2 separate regions of the Homo sapiens genome follow, and region 1 is linked to region 2. A link is a loop called in an ENCODE intact Hi-C map of the cell type or tissue named here. Cell type or tissue: HCT116. All regions are shown on one strand.

Evidence for each region. Peaks named below come from ENCODE experiments on the same cell type or tissue, not always from the same donor. Only the 100,000 strongest peaks of a DNase experiment are listed, where the experiment ranks them.
Region 1: it touches region 2 in a loop (2.5-fold over the local background); 13 of 110 quality-filtered maps call a loop at or near these places.

The regions. Positions count from the first base shown.
Region 1 is chr6:150,003,601-150,011,600 of GRCh38, forward strand. It overlaps the pseudogene RAET1K. Among named protein-coding and RNA genes, the nearest start is that of RAET1L, 18 kb to the right of the region's middle. RefSeq lists silencers at 976-1,065, 1,656-1,915 and an enhancer at 2,736-3,451. In HCT116, CTCF peaks have their summits at 3,711 (motif pointing right) and 3,912; DNase peaks (open chromatin) are centred at 1,701, 1,968, 3,683 and 5,121; H3K4me3 peaks cover 1,975 bases; H3K27ac peaks cover 936 bases.
Region 2 is chr6:150,067,507-150,075,506 of GRCh38, forward strand. It overlaps ULBP3 (UL16 binding protein 3), which reads right to left and starts at 1,615. Exons shown (of 5, transcript NM_024518.3): 1 at 1,473-1,615. The coding sequence starts at 1,560. LOC124901428 (a long non-coding RNA gene) reads right to left here and starts at 2,767. Exons shown (of 2, transcript XR_007059809.1): 1 at 2,252-2,767; 2 at 1,922-2,144. RefSeq lists enhancers at 1,290-1,339, 1,360-1,439, 2,637-3,504. In HCT116, CTCF peaks have their summits at 1,884 (motif pointing left) and 3,766 (motif pointing right); DNase peaks (open chromatin) are centred at 1,705, 3,755 and 4,885; H3K4me3 peaks cover 2,719 bases; H3K27ac peaks cover 2,428 bases.

The DNA of each region.
Region 1 (8,000 bases), 64 kb before region 2:
TAGGCCCCACAGTGAGAAGACACAGGTGGGTCTCCTGGGATGGGCAGGAGCAGGGCCACAGGGAACCAAGAAGCTGCACAGGCAGTTGGCCCCGATCCCCAGGACACCATGTGGCTGTACCGCCTCACCCTCAGCTCACACCTGAGGCTTCAGGGAGGGTCCCTGATTGCCTTGAGGTACCGATGATGCCACCCAGCAGCAAAGGATGGGGGCAGTAGGCCTGGACCCATGGAACCTCCATTCACATCCATCACATCCACACCACCCAGAAGCCACAGGCAGGGTAGGACACACTTGTGACTCTTCAACTTACACAACTTGGAGATGACACCCTAGGGGATGGGGCAGCAATTGCCAGGACACAGCATGTGCCCTCATCTGGGGTCAGCAACCTAGGACAGGGTCCACATCTGCTCTCCCTTTTACTTGCAGGTTACCATTGCCTGCTGTTGCTCTACAAAGGGACAGGACTTGACACACAGACAGAGAACTCACGGCCAGCAAGGACCAAAGTGACTTCAGCCTTTTCTTTCTAGAAAGGGTTTGCTGACTCCTGTCTGCGTAGTGACTATTCTATATGACCCTGGCTCCCCAGTAGGAAGAACAGGCGGGTCTGGGACCCAAGGGCAGAAGTGGGCACCTCTACTCACGGGCGCTCCCAGGGTCATCCTGAGGGAAATGGGATTTCCCGTCCCCCCTGCATTAAGTTCTGTAGAAAGCCTGGGGTGTGTTTGCTGGGGTGTGCCCTCAGGCAAAAGGGGACAAGGTGCTAGTTGGTGTGGGGAGGTGCTAAGGGCCCCTTCATGGATGGGGAGGTGAGGGAGGCCTGTGGGGTGACAGGGCTGGGCTGAGATGGGGAGTGAAAGAATGAGACCTGAGTAGCAGAAGTGAATGGTGAGGAAGTGGTGAATGGTGGGAAGTGTCTGGTGAGCCCCTGGGTGCAGGTGAGTGTCTGCAGCAAATTGCAGGGGAAGTTCCAGGGCGGAGCCCTACAGGTGCTGGAGGGTGGAGAGCGGGTGAGAGCAGAGCATTTCTGTGGTTGGTGGGGGAGTTTGTGATCGCATCCCTGTGGAACCCCGCTTCACCCCTGTCCTGACCCCAGCTAGGGTTTCGGGGGCTCTGGTTTCTTCTTCCCGAGGGCGAGTAGGGCTGCGGAGCTGCATCAGGGATCCCCGCTCCACCCTGCCCTCTGCAGCCCGTTGGCCCCTCCACCCTCCTGTGGTGCCTTTTCCGCGCTCTTTAAAAACCCTCCTGGTCTGCAGTGCAAGCTGCAGCCGCAGGAAGCGGACCCAGCGTAAAGGAGCCGCAGCGGGGAACTCCGGGGGCGGGGGGGCCGATGCTCGGGGAGATCGCGCCGGTCCTTCTAGAAGCTTTCCTTCCTCTGAAACACGCTGCAGTCCACAGCCCGCCAAGTTTGGCCCCAGCCCCCGATTAGGCTCCAGCCCCCGATTAGGCTCCATCCCCGAACTCACCGGCCCGCCCTGACCCGGACCAGCCGGACAGCAGTAGCAGAAGCGGGAAGCACAGAAGAAACGCGGGGCAAGCGGCCGCTGCCATTGGGGACCTGGGGCACAGGGGACGGGAGTCGGGGTCGAGGCGGATATGGGCGGAGGAATCGCCTGGTGCCTCACATTCAGGCTAGTGAATTGGACCGCTCCGCCCCGTCCAGCCCCGTTCCGCCCCGCCGCAGGCTGGGATCCAAGGGGCGTGATCCGACGGCTGCCTTGTTTGGGCATGCTCCACCCCGCCCTGCTCCGGGGCTCGTCACGTGACAGCGGCCCCGGCGGGCGAACCCTCCCCCTCCACCTCGGCCCCGCGGCTTGGTGGCGGCGTCACCGGGCTCCGCGCGGGGCAGGACACGGTGCCTTCCATGACTGCCTCGTTTAATTTTTCAACACAGCATTTATCATTACCCCAATGTAAACACTGATGCACAGGAAGGTGAAGAAACTTAACAGGAATATACAGTGGCGGCGGTGACCCCGTCACCGCCTGCGCCAGCGACACACCCCCTCCCTCCGCCTGCGTCGCGGAGTCCCCGACCCTCTCTGTCCAGCGCGCAGCCGCCTCCCCAGTCCAAAGCGGACCTTCTTTGCCTCTCCACTAAAAGCATGAGGAGGTCTTTGAGTATATTCTATATCCCTTTATGACTTTTGGAAAAAAAAGAAAAGAAAGCCCTAGAGGCCTACTGTGATCAACCATCATGTGATCAATTGTGTTTCCATGGAGAGCAGAACCCGATAGTAGGGGTCTACGCATGGGTGGGGCTCACTTTGCTGCACTCCCATCTATGTCCAACCACACCCAAATCCATGGCTGTATCCGCACCTCGGCTCAGTCCCTGGATGGTCCCTGTAACCATCCTCAAAGGGGACACTCGAGTGCGTCCTCCTCTGAGTCACCATGGAACCATCTAGATCTATGGACAGAAGCCAGAGGGAGGTGGGGAGCCCAGTGGCCTCTGGTGGCAAGGGAGGGCTTAGCCTGGGGTGAGGAGTGGGCAGAGCTGAGCCCACTCTACCCCCGGCCACTCAGCCCGTTCTCCATTGAATGAGTCTTCATGTGGGGAGAACTTCACCTGGTGACCAGCAATCCCTAGGGTCCTGAGGCTGTGGGAAAGAGGAGGAGGCCTGGACCAAGCCCAGGGCCTGTCTCTGCTTCAGGACAGGGTCATGGGAGGGCAGCCACCTCTGTGACTGAGCAGGGACACAGGAGCCTAGAAGGTTCTCGCCTGATGCACTAAAGCCACTGTCCAGGAAGGGCCACATGGAGAGCGGTCTGCAGGCCAACAGACACACGGGGGTGAGCAGTTCTCAGACTTCGGAGGGGCATAGCTTGGTGGGTCTGGGGATCTGTGTTGTGAGAAGAGCCTCCCATGCATAGGGCTGGGGACAAGGAACCCGGGTTAGTCCTGGAAGTAGGCCACTGGGAAGACCCTGGCAGCACCACTCGTGAGGCTGGGTGACCTGGGCCAGTGACTGGGGGAACAGGAGGAAGGCAGAAGGAGGCCAGCAGGAGAGCCTCCAGCAGGATAGCCAGGTGAGAGGAGAAGGGGCCTCTGTGCACACCTGGGCCCTCCTGCCTCACCCCTGCTGCCGGCATTTGGCCACCACACTCAGGCCAGCCCAGGATGGGCATAGAAGTGGCCCAAAAGTGACTGTAATGGCTGTGATTTAGAGATCATGCATTCAGACATGGAAGTCAGCTGATATTGCAGCTGAATATTCCTGTGCAAGGTTCTTCAGCTTTCTGGGCATGGATGTCCGCATGTGGAAAATGACAAATGCTATGAACACAGATGAAATGAGCAGATTCTACAAGGAACCCTGTCCTTGCACATGCTAAGGACCCAGGGCAGGTCTCCTATTTCAGTTGTGAGCCCTGCCGCCCTCCCTGAAGTCAGCAACTGCCAGGCCCACCCTGAGGAGAGCTGGAGCTCTGAACCCAGGCCGCGGCCTCTTCATGGCCCTGAGTGTGCTGTGAGGGGGTGGAAATGAAAGCGAGACCCGCAATCAGGACTCAGGCATGTTTTTCAGACCCACAGAGGATGATTTTTTTCTCCATCACCTGGTGAGCCTGACATGATGTAAGTGTGGTTGGAGGCTGAGTGAACCAGTGAATGAATGAGACAGTTGTGGGAGTGAGTGGGGCTGGGAGGAATAGCACAGGTGCAGAGGGGAGCTGGAGCGGAGGATGTAACCTCCAGGGGCCTGAAGGTGGCAGCATTGAGGTTGGTAAAATTTTTTTGCCCATTTTTCGTGTTTTAGTTTTTTTTTTTTAATTATACTTTAAGTTCTAGGGTACATGTGCACAACATGCAGGTTTATTACATATGTATACATGTGCCATGTTGGTGTGCTGCACCCATTAACTGGTCATTTACATTAGGTATATCTCCTAATGCTATCCCTTCCCCCTCCCCCTACCCCGCAACAGGCCCTGGTGTGTGATGTTCCCCTTCCTGTGTCCAAGTGTTGTCATTGTTCAATTCCCATCTATGAGTGAGAACATGCGGTGTTTGGTTTTTTGTCCTTGGGATAGTTTGCTGAGAATGATGGTTTCCAGCTTCATCCATGTCCCTACTTTTTTTTTTTTGAGGCGAAGTCTTGCTCTATTGCTCAAGCTGGAGTTCAGTGGGATGATCTCAGCTCAGTGCAACCTCCGGCTCCTGGATTCAAGTGATTCTCCTGCCTCAGCCTCCCAAGTAGCTGGGATTATAGGTGCCTGCCACTGTGCCTGGCTAATTTTTGCAATTTTAGTAGAGACAGGGTCTCACCATGTTGGCCAGGCTGGTCTCGATCTCCTGGCCTCAGGTGATCCACCTGCCTTGGCCTCTCAAAGTGCTGGGATTACAGGTGTGAGCCACTGCTCCCGGCCACAACTTGGAAATTTGTATGCCCACCTGGGTGTCCACAAAGATTTTCCAAGGAAGAGTAACTTTGGTTTTCAACCAGTCTGGGGTGCTTCATCAGGATAGAAACTTCTAGAAAACATAGTGTGATGATGGACAGCAAACTGCTGTCTTCATATGGTTTGACTGAGCCTAGGGCGCACCATGGCCAGGAAAATCTTGCCTTTGTTATTGTTGTTGTCATTATTATTATTATTATTATTTTATTATTTTTGACGGAATCTTGTACTGTTGCCCGGGCTGGTATGCAGTGGCACAATCTTCGTTCACTGCAACCTCCACCTCCTTGGTTCAAGTGATTCTCCTGCCTCAGCCTTCTCAGTAGCTAGGATTACAAACACCTACCACCACACCTGGCTAATTATTTTTATTTTTATTTTTAGTAGAGACGGGGTTTCACTATGTTGGCCAGGCTGGTCTCGAACTCCTGACCTCATGATCCGCCAGCCTTGGCCTCGGAAAGTGTTGGGATTAAAGCTGTGAGCCACTACGCCCTAGCCGAAAATCTTGTATTTAAGCAAAAAAGGAATGAGTCTGAAAGCAGGAATGGCATTGGGAAAAGATAAGGGGGCCAGGAGGAAAGTGAAGGAGAAAAGAAGGGTTAGGGTCTGAGAGGGAGCCAGGATCCAAGTATTTCCAGCCCCAGGGCCTGGAGTTGCAAGTGGGCGGGGCGGGGCCACTGGAGCTGTGACAGCATCGAGAGCCTCGGTGACTCACGTGGGGGCCCTCTGTTTCCTCCGGGTGTGTCACGCCCTGGGCTCCAGGTCCCCAGTGGCACAGGTGCTGGCACAGAGTTGGGTGTCTGCATCCAGCTTCTGTTCCTGGTGCCAGGATGGTCCAGGGTGGGTCGGGTCGGTGAGTTCCAGGCTGGACCCTAAACAGGGGTCATGGGGGTTCTTGGACTGCAGGGAGGCCAGGAGGAGGGGAGGCTTCTGTAAGCTCCTGAATGTCTCCCTGGAATGTAATGCAGCATTGCAGGCTGGAGCCAGCCTGGCATGGGGAGAGAGATGTGAGACTGATGAAGAGCGTGCAGCCTGATTTAAAGCCAAACCCTGAGTCCTTTCCAAGAACTATAAAGCATATTGTAGTCGCTAAAAGAAACAAATACAAAAAAACAAAGTAGCCTTTCTTGGCAGATACAGCACCTTTTATTTTTAATCTTTACATTTAACATTGCCTTTTTAAAATACTGTATATTATTCGATATTTTAAAATCCAACCTGGGAGTTTCGCTGATTTATGTGATGAGTTTAGTAATTCACGTTTATTGTTAATTATTACTGTTTAGGATTTAGCTATGCCATTTTTTTATTTTTTATTTTTTTTTTGATACTAGCTCTCTCTGTTGTCCAGGCTGGAGTGCAATGGCGTGGTCATAGCTCACTGCAGCCTCTAACTCCTGGGCTCAGGCCATCTTACTGCCTCAGCCTCCGAGTAGCCAGGACTACAAGCATGCGCCACCCACTGGGCTAATTTTCTGTATTTGTTTGTAGAGATGGGGTCTGCCTATATTGCAAAGGGTGGTCTTGAACTCCTGAGCTCAAGCGATCCTCCCACCTCGGCCTCCCAAAGTGCAGGGATTACAGGCGTGAGCCACTGTGCCTGGTGCACATGTATTTATTGTGTTTTTTAATGCTGGCATTTCCCCTCCGTAGCTGTGTTCCATTTAGTATACTGAGGGTTCTTTTCTGTTGGTTTAAAAGTTATACATTCTAGTTTTCTTCTCAGGGTGGCTGCCCTTAACCTATGACTCATACCAATATGTATTCACATTTATTGGTATTATTGGTTTTGTTTTATTCCTAATTTTAGAAGTCTCAGCATGTTTTCCTATCCCTTTCACGTGCCACCTCCAGCCCCATTTTCCTGATAATTTTCCTAGCTGTAATTCTCGGTTATTCTTAGCTACACTTCCTTGTTTCTGTGATCCTAACTTCACATTTCCCCTTGTTGTGAGATAACAGTAATCTGGAATGGATTCCTTGGTCACTTGTCCTCCTTGGTTCTCTTGTCGCATCTCCTGTGTTTCTCTTGCTGTTGAGGTACCTTCCTCTGAACTATTTCCAACTTGGATCTTTAGGAGGCAAATATCCTTCAGGTTTTCTATAATTTCGAATATTTCTAATACACTGCAGTGGGTAGGATTTGGAAGCTGCCCCTTCAAGTTTCCTGTACCTTTTCTAGAACGATATGTTATAGAAAACACTGATGATAGGACAACTAACCACTGTCTTAGCCTGTTTCATTGAGCATGGAGCATACCAGCCGCAGGAAAATCCAGTATTTTAAGCAAGGAAGGAAGGAGTATGAAAGTGGGAATGCAAACGGGAAAGAAAAGGGGGGCCAGGAAGAAGGGGATGGAGAGAGTAAGGGGTGAGGGGCCTAGAGAAACCAGCTGCTCCTAGTCTAGGCACCGCTAGTCTAGGTACTGAGAGTCTAGGTACCGCTAGTCTAGGCTCTGCACAGTCATAATTAAAGCTACTCATCAGTTAACCTTAAAATAGAGAGATTTTCCTGGATTCTCTGAGTGGGCCCAGTGCCATCACATGAGCTCTAAAAAGCAGAGAATTTTCTCAGGCTGGAGCCAAGAAAGATGCGTCCAATGTCAGACAGATTCTAAGCATGAGAAGGATTTCATGCACTGTTGCTGGCTCTGAGATGTGGGGGCCATGAGCAAGACTGGAGAGGGGCCTCTGGGAGTTAGGGAAGGGCTGCAGCTGACAGCCAGCAGGGAAGCTGGGACCTTAGTCCCACAGGTCCAAGGACTGGATTCTGCCATCAACCTGAGTGCACTTGGAAGCAGATGCTTCCCAGAACCTCCCAACCAGAGCCCAGCAGGTGGACACCTTGACCTTGACCTTGAGGAACTGGGAGCAGAGAAACCAATCAAGCCATCTCAGACTTGCAACCTAGAGGACTGTGAAATAATAAAGATGTACTGATTTAAGCAGGTAAGTATGTGGCAATTTGTTATGGCTGCAACAGAAAAGATACCTTCCTATTTAAATGAGAATTTGACTGGATAAAAAATTCTAAGCTCAAGTTCTTTTCCTTCATATTTTAGAAAGAATACTCCGTTGTTATCTTGCAACCAGGGTTGCTGTTGTGTAGTCTGTTGGCCAAGTGTTTCCTTCTTCCTTCCATTGTTTCTCTGGGGTAATATGGGTGAGGGAGCCAGAAGCCTGAGCTTCTTTCCTGTCTTCATCCAGTGGATTTGTACTGTTCCAGGCTGTTAGTCACAGTCTCAAGGAGGTGGAGAATGGTTTCTAGTTTAACCTACCTTTTCATAGATGCACTTGTAGATCAGACAAGCTTATTGTTTTTCTCTTATTCAGCTACTGTTAGTCTTCTCTCCTACCACCTTTCATAAATATTAAACTTACTGAGACATAATTTACAGACAATACTCCTTTGTGAACATAGGAGCTTAAAGTCTCTTATCTTTAGGAGTATATTGAAACTTGTAGGCATTTGGCCGTATTATAAGGCATGTTCCCAGGCTATAAATGTTAAATAGTTGAATGATATTACTTCAGTCATGCATCATCTTACCAACCTGTCAGTTCTGTAGAAAATCACATTTCTAGCA
Region 2 (8,000 bases):
TGTCAGGTCCAGCTTAGAGGGATGTGCTGGGTTCATAGACCCATTCAATGGTAATTTCACATTTCCTGGATTTCTACCGGGAATGGATAGTGTTTGTAGTTAATGTAGTAACTATTATAGTTTGTGCTGGTCATATGACCTCCCCTGTCACTACTCAACTCTGCTCTTATAGCTGGGATGCAGCCATACACACTCTGTGATGAGGGGTGTGGCTGGACCTGCCACTACAGCTATTTGACCCTGGACTCCCTAAGATCCCAGAAGCATGTGTGGTTGGAAAAGGTGCTATGTGGATTTCATGGCTATTCCCAACCACAGAATCCAACAGGGTCCCCTAGTGCTCAGAAGCAAAGCTGTGCCACTCACAGCAGTGAAATCCCCTCATTTAAAAGTGGCTCCTGCTGTGGTCCTGGGCCCCTGTGGAGATGGGCCTCCAGCTATGGGAGGGCAGTGACCACACAGCCTCAGAGCTGCCCATCACAGGGTGTGCTCCTCACCCTTTAGGTCATTAGGAAGATAGGCCCCACAGTGAGAAGACACAGGTGGGTCTCCTGGGATGGGCAGGAGCAGGGCCACAGGGAACCAAGAAGCTGCACAAGCAGTTGGCTCTGATCCCCAGGACACCACATGGCTACACCCCCCCACCCTCAGGTCACACCTGAGGCTTCAGGGAGGGTCCCTGAATGGCCCCTGGGGACCGTTAATGCTACTCAGCAACAAAGGAGGGGAGCAGTAGGCCCCGAACCATGGGACTCCCCCTCACATTCATCACATCCACACCTCCCAGAAGCCACAGGCAGGGTAGGACACACTTGTGACTCTTCAACTTACACAACTTAGAGATGACACCCTAGGGGATGGGGCAGCAATTGCCAGGACACAGCATGTGCCCTCATCTGGAGTCTGCAACCTAGGACAGGGTCCATTTCAGGTTTCTCTTTTACTTGCAGGTTGCCATTGCCTGCTGTTGCTCTACAAAGGGACGGGACTTGACACAGAGACAGAGAACTCACGGCCAGCAAGGACCAAAGTGCCTTCAGCCTTTCCTTTCTAGAAAGGGTTTGCTGACTCCTGTCTGCTTAGTGACTATTCTATATGACGCTGGCGTCACCCATGTCTTGACCCCAGCTCGGGTTCCGGGGGCTCTGGTTTCTCCTTCCCGAGGACGAGTGGGGCTGCGGGGTTGCACCAGGGATCCCCTCCCCACCTCGCCCTCTGCAGCTTTTTGGCCCCTCCACCCTCCTGCGGTTCTTTTTTCGCCTTCTTTGACCCCCCTCCTGCTCTGCAGGGCAAGCAGCAGCCGCAGGAAGCGGACCTGGCGAAAAAGAGCAGCGAATCGGAACTGAGCGTGGGGGCAGTCCGGGGAGATCGCGCCGGTCCTTCTAGAAGGCTTCCCTCCTCTGAAACCCGCTGCAGTCCACAGCCCCCCAGGTTTGGCCCCCGCCCCGCTTAGGCTCCATCCCCGAACTCACCGGCCCGCCCCGTCCCGGACCAGTCGAATAGCAGGTACGGAAGAATCGCGAGGCGCGGAAGGATCGCGGGGCTGGCGGCCGCTGCCATTGTAGACCAGGAGCGCCCGGGACACAAGGCGCAGTCGATGTGGAGACCAGCGTATGAATCACTTCGGCCCTCGCATGCCAGCTAGTGATTGAGTGTGCTCGGCCCCGTCCGGTCCCGTCCCGCCCCGGGATCCAGGGGAGCCTACGCCTGCCCACGTTTGGAGGGATGCTCCGCCCTATCCCGCCCCGTCCCGCCCTTCCCCGCCCCACCCCAGGCTGGGACCCGGGGAGCCTATGCCTGCTGTGGCTCCGCTTCGTCCCGCCCCGGGCTCGTGGCCTGACAGCGGCCCCCTCTGGCCAACCCTTACCCTCCACCCCAGGCTCCGCGCGGGCCAGGACACGATTCCTTCTTGACCGCCTCATTTAATTTTTTAACACACCATTTATTATTACCCCAATGTAAGCACTGATGCACAGGAAAGCGAAGAAACTTGCACAGGGATATCCAGTGGCGGCTGTGTCCCCCCGTCACTGCCTCCGCCAGCGACACCTGCCCTCCTTCAGCCTGCGCCAAGGAGTCCCCGCCCCTCTCCGTCCAGGGCGCAGCTGCTTCCCAGTCCGGAGCAGACCTTCTTTGCCTCTCCACTAAAAGCATGAGGAATATATAGAATATATATAGAATAAAGTATATTCTATATCCCTTTATGACTTCTGGGAAAAAAAAGAAAGAAAAGAAAGCCCTAGTGGCCTACCGTGATCAGTGATCAAATGATCAATTGTGTTTCCATGGAGAGCAGAAGCCGAGGGAGGGTCTACGCATGCGTGGGGCTCACTTTGCTGTACACCCATCTGTGGCCAGCTACACGCAAATCCATGGCTGCACGCGCATCTCTGCCCTGTCCCTGGATGGTGACTGCAGCCATCCTCAAAGCGGCAACCCGAGTGTATCCTCGTCTCAGTCACCATGGAAACATCTAGATCTGTGGGCAGAAGCCAGAGGGAGGTGATGGGCCCAGTGGCCCTTGGCCGCAAGGGAGGGCTTTAGCCTGGGATGAGGAGTGGACAGAGATCTTGAGTGCCACTCAGGCCCCAGCCACTCAGCCCATTCCCTATTGAATGAGAAAAATCGGCACAGACCTCCCACTCCGTACAGTCTTCATGTTGGGATCACCTGCACCTGGTGATCATCAATCCCGAGGGTCCTGAGGCTGTGGGAAAGAGGAGGAGGCCTGGACAAAGCCCAGGGCCTGTTTCTGCTTCAGGACAGAGTCATGGGAGGGCAGCCACCTCTGTGACTGAGCAGGGACACAGGAGCCTAGAAGATTCTGGCCTGATGCACTAGAGCCCCTGTGCAGGAGGGGCCATGTGGAGGGTAGTTTGGAGGACAACAGACACACAAGGGTGGGCAGTTCTCAGATTTGGGAGGGGCAGAGCTTGGCGGGTCCCAGGATCTGTGTGTGAGAAGAGCCTCCCATGTACAGGGCTGGGGGCAGGAGCCCAGGTTAGTCCTGGGAGGAGGCCTCTGGGAAGGCCCTGGCAGCACCACCCCGAGGCCAGGTGACCTGGGCCAGTGACTGGGGGAACAGGAGGAAGGTAGAAGGAGGCTGGCAGGAGAGCCCCAAGCAGGACAGGAGGAGGGGCTTTTGTGCACACCTGGGCCCTCCTGACTCACCCCTGCTGCAGGCATCTGGCCAACAGACTCAGGCCTGCCCAGGATGGGGATAGAAGTGGCCCAAATGTTATTGTAATGGCCGGGATCTAGAGATCATGCATTCAGATATGGAAGTCAGCTGATATTGTGGCTGAATATTCCTGTGCAAGCTTCTTCAGCTTTCTAGGAATGGATGTCTGCATGTGGAAAATGACAAATGCTATGAACACAGATGAAATGAGCAGATTCTACAAGGAACCCTGTCCTTGCACATGCTAAGGACCCAGGGCAGGTCTCCTATTTCAGTTGTGAGGCCTCCAGCTCTCCCTGAAGTCAGCAACTGCCAGGCCCACCCTGAGGAGAGCTGGATCTCTGAGCCCAGGCCATGGCCTCTTCATGGCCCTGGGGGCGCTGTGATGGGGAGGAAATGAAAACAAGACCCACCATCAAGACTCAGGCATGTTTTTCAGACCCACAGAGGATGATTTTTCTCTCCATCACCTGGTGAGCCTGACGTGATGTAAGGGTGGTTGGAAGCTGAGTGAACCAGTGAATGAATGAGACAGTTGTGGGAGTGAATGGGACTCAGAAGAATAGCACAGGTTCAGAGGGGAGCTGGAGCGGAGGTTGTAACCCCCAGCGGCCTGAAGGTGGCAGCATCGAGGTTGGTAATTTTTTTTTTTTTTTGCCTTTTTTAGTTGTTGGGTTTTATTTGTTGTTTTCCGGTTTGTTTGTTTTTGAGACAGTCTCACTCTGTCGCCCAGACTGGAGTGCAATGGGACGATCTCAGCTCACTACAATCTCTGCCACCCGGGTTCAAGCGATTCTCTTCCCTCAGCCTCCCGAGTAGCTGGGATTAGAGGCACCTGCCACCACCCCCGGCTAATTTTTGCAATTTTAATAGAGACAGGGTCTCACCGTGTTGGCCAGGCTGATCTCGAACTCCCGGCCTCAGGTGATCTGCCTGCCTCGGCCTCCCAAAGTGTTGGGATTACAGGCGTGAGCCACTTCGCCTGGCCCCAACTTGGAAATTTGAATCTCCACCTGGGTGTCCACAAAGATTTTCCAAGGAAGAGTAACTTTGGTTTTCAACCAGTCTGGGGGGTGCTTCATCAGGATAGAATCTTCTAGAAAACATAGTGTGATGACGGACAGCAAACTGCTGTCTTCAGTTGGTTTGACTGAGCCTAGAGTGCACCAGGGCCAGGAAAATCTTGTCTTTTTCTTGCCTTTTTTTTTTTTTGAGACGTTGTCTCATACTATCGCCCGGGCTGGTGTGCAGTGGTGTGATCTAGGCTCGCTGCAACCTCCGCCTCCCGGGTTCAAGCGATTTTCCTGCCTCAGCCTCCTGAGTGGCTAGGATTACAGGCATCCCCACCATGCCCGGCTAGTTTTTTGTATTTTTAGTCGAGATGGGGTTTCACTATGTTGGCTAGGCTGGTCTCGAACTCCTGATCTCATGATCCGCCCGCCTTGGCCTCCCAAAGTGCTGGTATTACAGGCGTGAGCCACCGCGCATGGCTGAAATACTTGCCTTTTAAGCAAAGAAAGAACGAGTCTGAAAGTGGGAATGGAAATGGGAAAAGATAACCGGGCCAGGAGGAAAGAGGAGAAAAGAAGGGTTGGGGTCTGAGAGGTAGCAAGGATTCAAGCATTTCCTGCCCCATGGCCTGGAGTTGCAAGTGGGCGGGGCAGGGCTACTGGAGCTGTGACAGCCTTGAGGGCCAGGGTGACTCACGCAGCGGCTCTCTGCTTCCTCTGGGTGTGTCACACCCTGGGCTCCTGGTCCCCAGTGGCACAGGTGCTGGCGCGAAGTTGGGTGTTTGCCTCCAGCCTCTGCTCCTGCTGCCAGGCTGGTCCAGGGCAGGTTGGGGCGGGGCAGTGAGTTCTAGGGCTGGACCCTAAGCAGGGGTGTGGGCAAATATGGGGGTCTTGGACTGCAGGGGGTCAGGAGAGGGGAGGCTTCTGGAAGTTCCTGAAGGTTGCCCTGGGATTTAATGCGACATTGCTAGCTAGAGCCAGCTTGGCATGGGGAGAGCGATGCGAGACTGATGAAAAGCGTGCAGCCTGATTTAAAGCCAAACCCTGAGTCCTTTCTAAGAACAATAAAGCATATTGTAGTCGCTAAAAGAAACAAATACAAAAAAAATTAAAAAGTAGCCTTTCTTCGCAGATACAGCACGTTTTATTTTTAATCTTTACATTTAACATTGTCTTTTGAAAATAGTGTATATTATTTGATATTTTAAAATCCAACCTGGGAGTTTCAGTGATTTATGTGATAAGTTTAGTAGTTCACTTTTATTGTAATTACTACTGTTTAGGATTTAGCTCTGCCATCTTTTTTATTTATTATTTATTTATTTTTATTTATTTATTTTTTCTCTGTCGCCCAGGCTGTAGTGCAGTGGCACGGTCTCGGCTTGATGCAAGCTCCTCCTCCTGGGTTCATACCGTTCTCCTGCTTCAGCCTCCCGAGTAACTGGGACTATAGGCGCCCGCCACCACGCCCAGCTAGTTTTTTTTTTTTTTTTTTTTTTTTTTTTTGTATTTTTAGTAGAGACGAGGTTTCACCTTGTTAGCCAGGATGGTCTCAATCTCCTGACCTTGTGATCCACCCACCTCTGCCTCCCATAGTGCTGGGATTACAGGCATGAGCCACCGTGCCCAGCCTATCTATTTATTTTTTTTAAGATATGGGGTCTTCCTCTGTTGCCCAGGTTGGAGTGCAGCCGCGTGGTCATAGCTCACTGCAGCCTCTAACTCCTGGGCTCAGGCCATCTTACTGCCTCAGCCTCCGAGTAGCCAGGACTACAAGCATGCGCCACCCACTGGGCTAATTTTCTATATTTGTCTGTAGAGATGGGGTCTGCCTATATTGCCCAGGCTGGTCTTGAACTCCTGAGCTCAAGCGATCCTCCTGCCTTGGCCTCCCAAAGTGCAGGGATTACAGGCGTGAGCCACTGTGCCTGGTGCACATGTATTTATTGTGTTTTTTATTGCTGGCATTTCCCCTCCGTAACTGTGTTCTATTTAGTATACTGAGGGTTTTTTTTCTGTTGGTTTAAAAGTTATACATTCTAGTTTTCTTCTCAGGGTGGCTGCCCTTAACCTATGACTCATACCAATATGTGTCACATTTATTGGTATTATTGGTTTTGTTTTATTCCTAATTTTAGAAGTCTCAGCATGTTTTCCTATCCCTTTCGTGTGCCACCTCCAGCCCCATTTTCCTGATATCTTTCCTAGCTGTAATTCTCGGTTATTCTTAGCTACACTTCTTTGTTTCTGTGATCCTAACTTCACATTTCCCCTTGTTGTGAAATAACAGTAATCTGGAATAGATTCCTTAGTCACTTGTCCTCCTCGGTTCTCTTGTCGTATCTCCTGTGTTTCTCTCGCTATTGAGGTAACTTCCTCTAAACTATTTCCAACTTGGATCTTTAGGAGGCAAATATCCTTCAAGTTTTCTACGTTTTGAATATTTCTAATACACTGTGGTGGGCAGGATTCGGCAGCTGTCCCTTCAAGTTTCCTGTACCTTTCTAGAACAATATGTTCTAGAAAACACTGATGATAGGACAACTAACGGCTGTCTTAGCCTGTTTGTTTGAGCCTGGTGCATACCAGCGGCAGGAAAATCCAGTATTTTAAGCAAAGAAGGAATGCATATGAAAGTGGGAATGGAAATGGGAAAGGAAAGGGGACAAGGAAGAAGGGGATGGAGATAATAAGGGGTGAGGGCCTAGAGAAACCAGCTGCTCCTCGTCTAGGCACCGCTAGTCTAGGTACTGTGAGTCTAGGTACCACTAGTCTGGGCACTGAGAGTCTAGGTACCTCTAGTCTAGGCTCTGCACAGTCATAATTAAAGCTACTCATCAGTTGACCTTAAAATAGAGAGATTTTACTGGATTCTCTGAGTGGGCCCAGTGCCATTACATGAGCTCTAAAAAGCAGAGAATTTTCTCAGGCTGGAGCCAAGAAATATGCGTCTAATGTCAGAGAGATTCTAAGCATGAGAAGGATTCCATGCACTGTTGCTGGCTCTGAGATGTGGGGGCCATGAGCAAGACTGGAGAGGGGCCTCTGGGAGTTAGGGAAGGGCTGCAGCTGACAGCCTGCAGGGAAGCTGAGACCTCAGTCCCACAGGTCCAAGGACTGGATTCTGCCAGCAACCTGAGTGCACTTGGAAGCAGATACTTCCTAGAACCTCCCAATCAGAGCCCAGCGGGTGGACACCTTGACCTTGACCTTGAGGAACTGGGAGCAGAGAAACAAATCAAGCCATCTCAGACTTGCAACCTAGAGGACTGTGAAATAATAAAGATGTACAGATTTAAGCAGATAAGTATGTGGCAATTTGTTATAGCTGCAACAGAAAAGATATCTTCCTGTTTAAATGAGAATTTGACTGGATATAAAATTCTAGGCTGAAGTTCTTTTCCTTCATATTTTAGAAAGAATACTCCATTGTTATCTTGCAACCAGGGTTGCTGTTGTGTAGTCTGAGAGCCAAATGTTTCCTTCTTTCTTCCATTGTTTCTCTGGGGTAATATGGGGGAGGGAGCCAGAAGCCTGAGATTCTTTCCTGTCTTCATCCAGTGGATTTGTACCGTTCCAGGCTGTTAGTCACAGTCTCAAAGAGGTGGAGAATGGTTTCTAGTTTAACCTACCTTTTCATAGAAGCACTTGTAGATTGGACAAGTTTATTGGTTTTCTCTTATTCGACTACTGCTAGTCTTCTCTCCTTCTATCTTTTATAAATATTAAATTTATTGAGATGTAATTTACAGACAATACTCCTTTGTGAACATAGGAGCTTAAAGTCTCTTATCTTTGGGAGTATATTG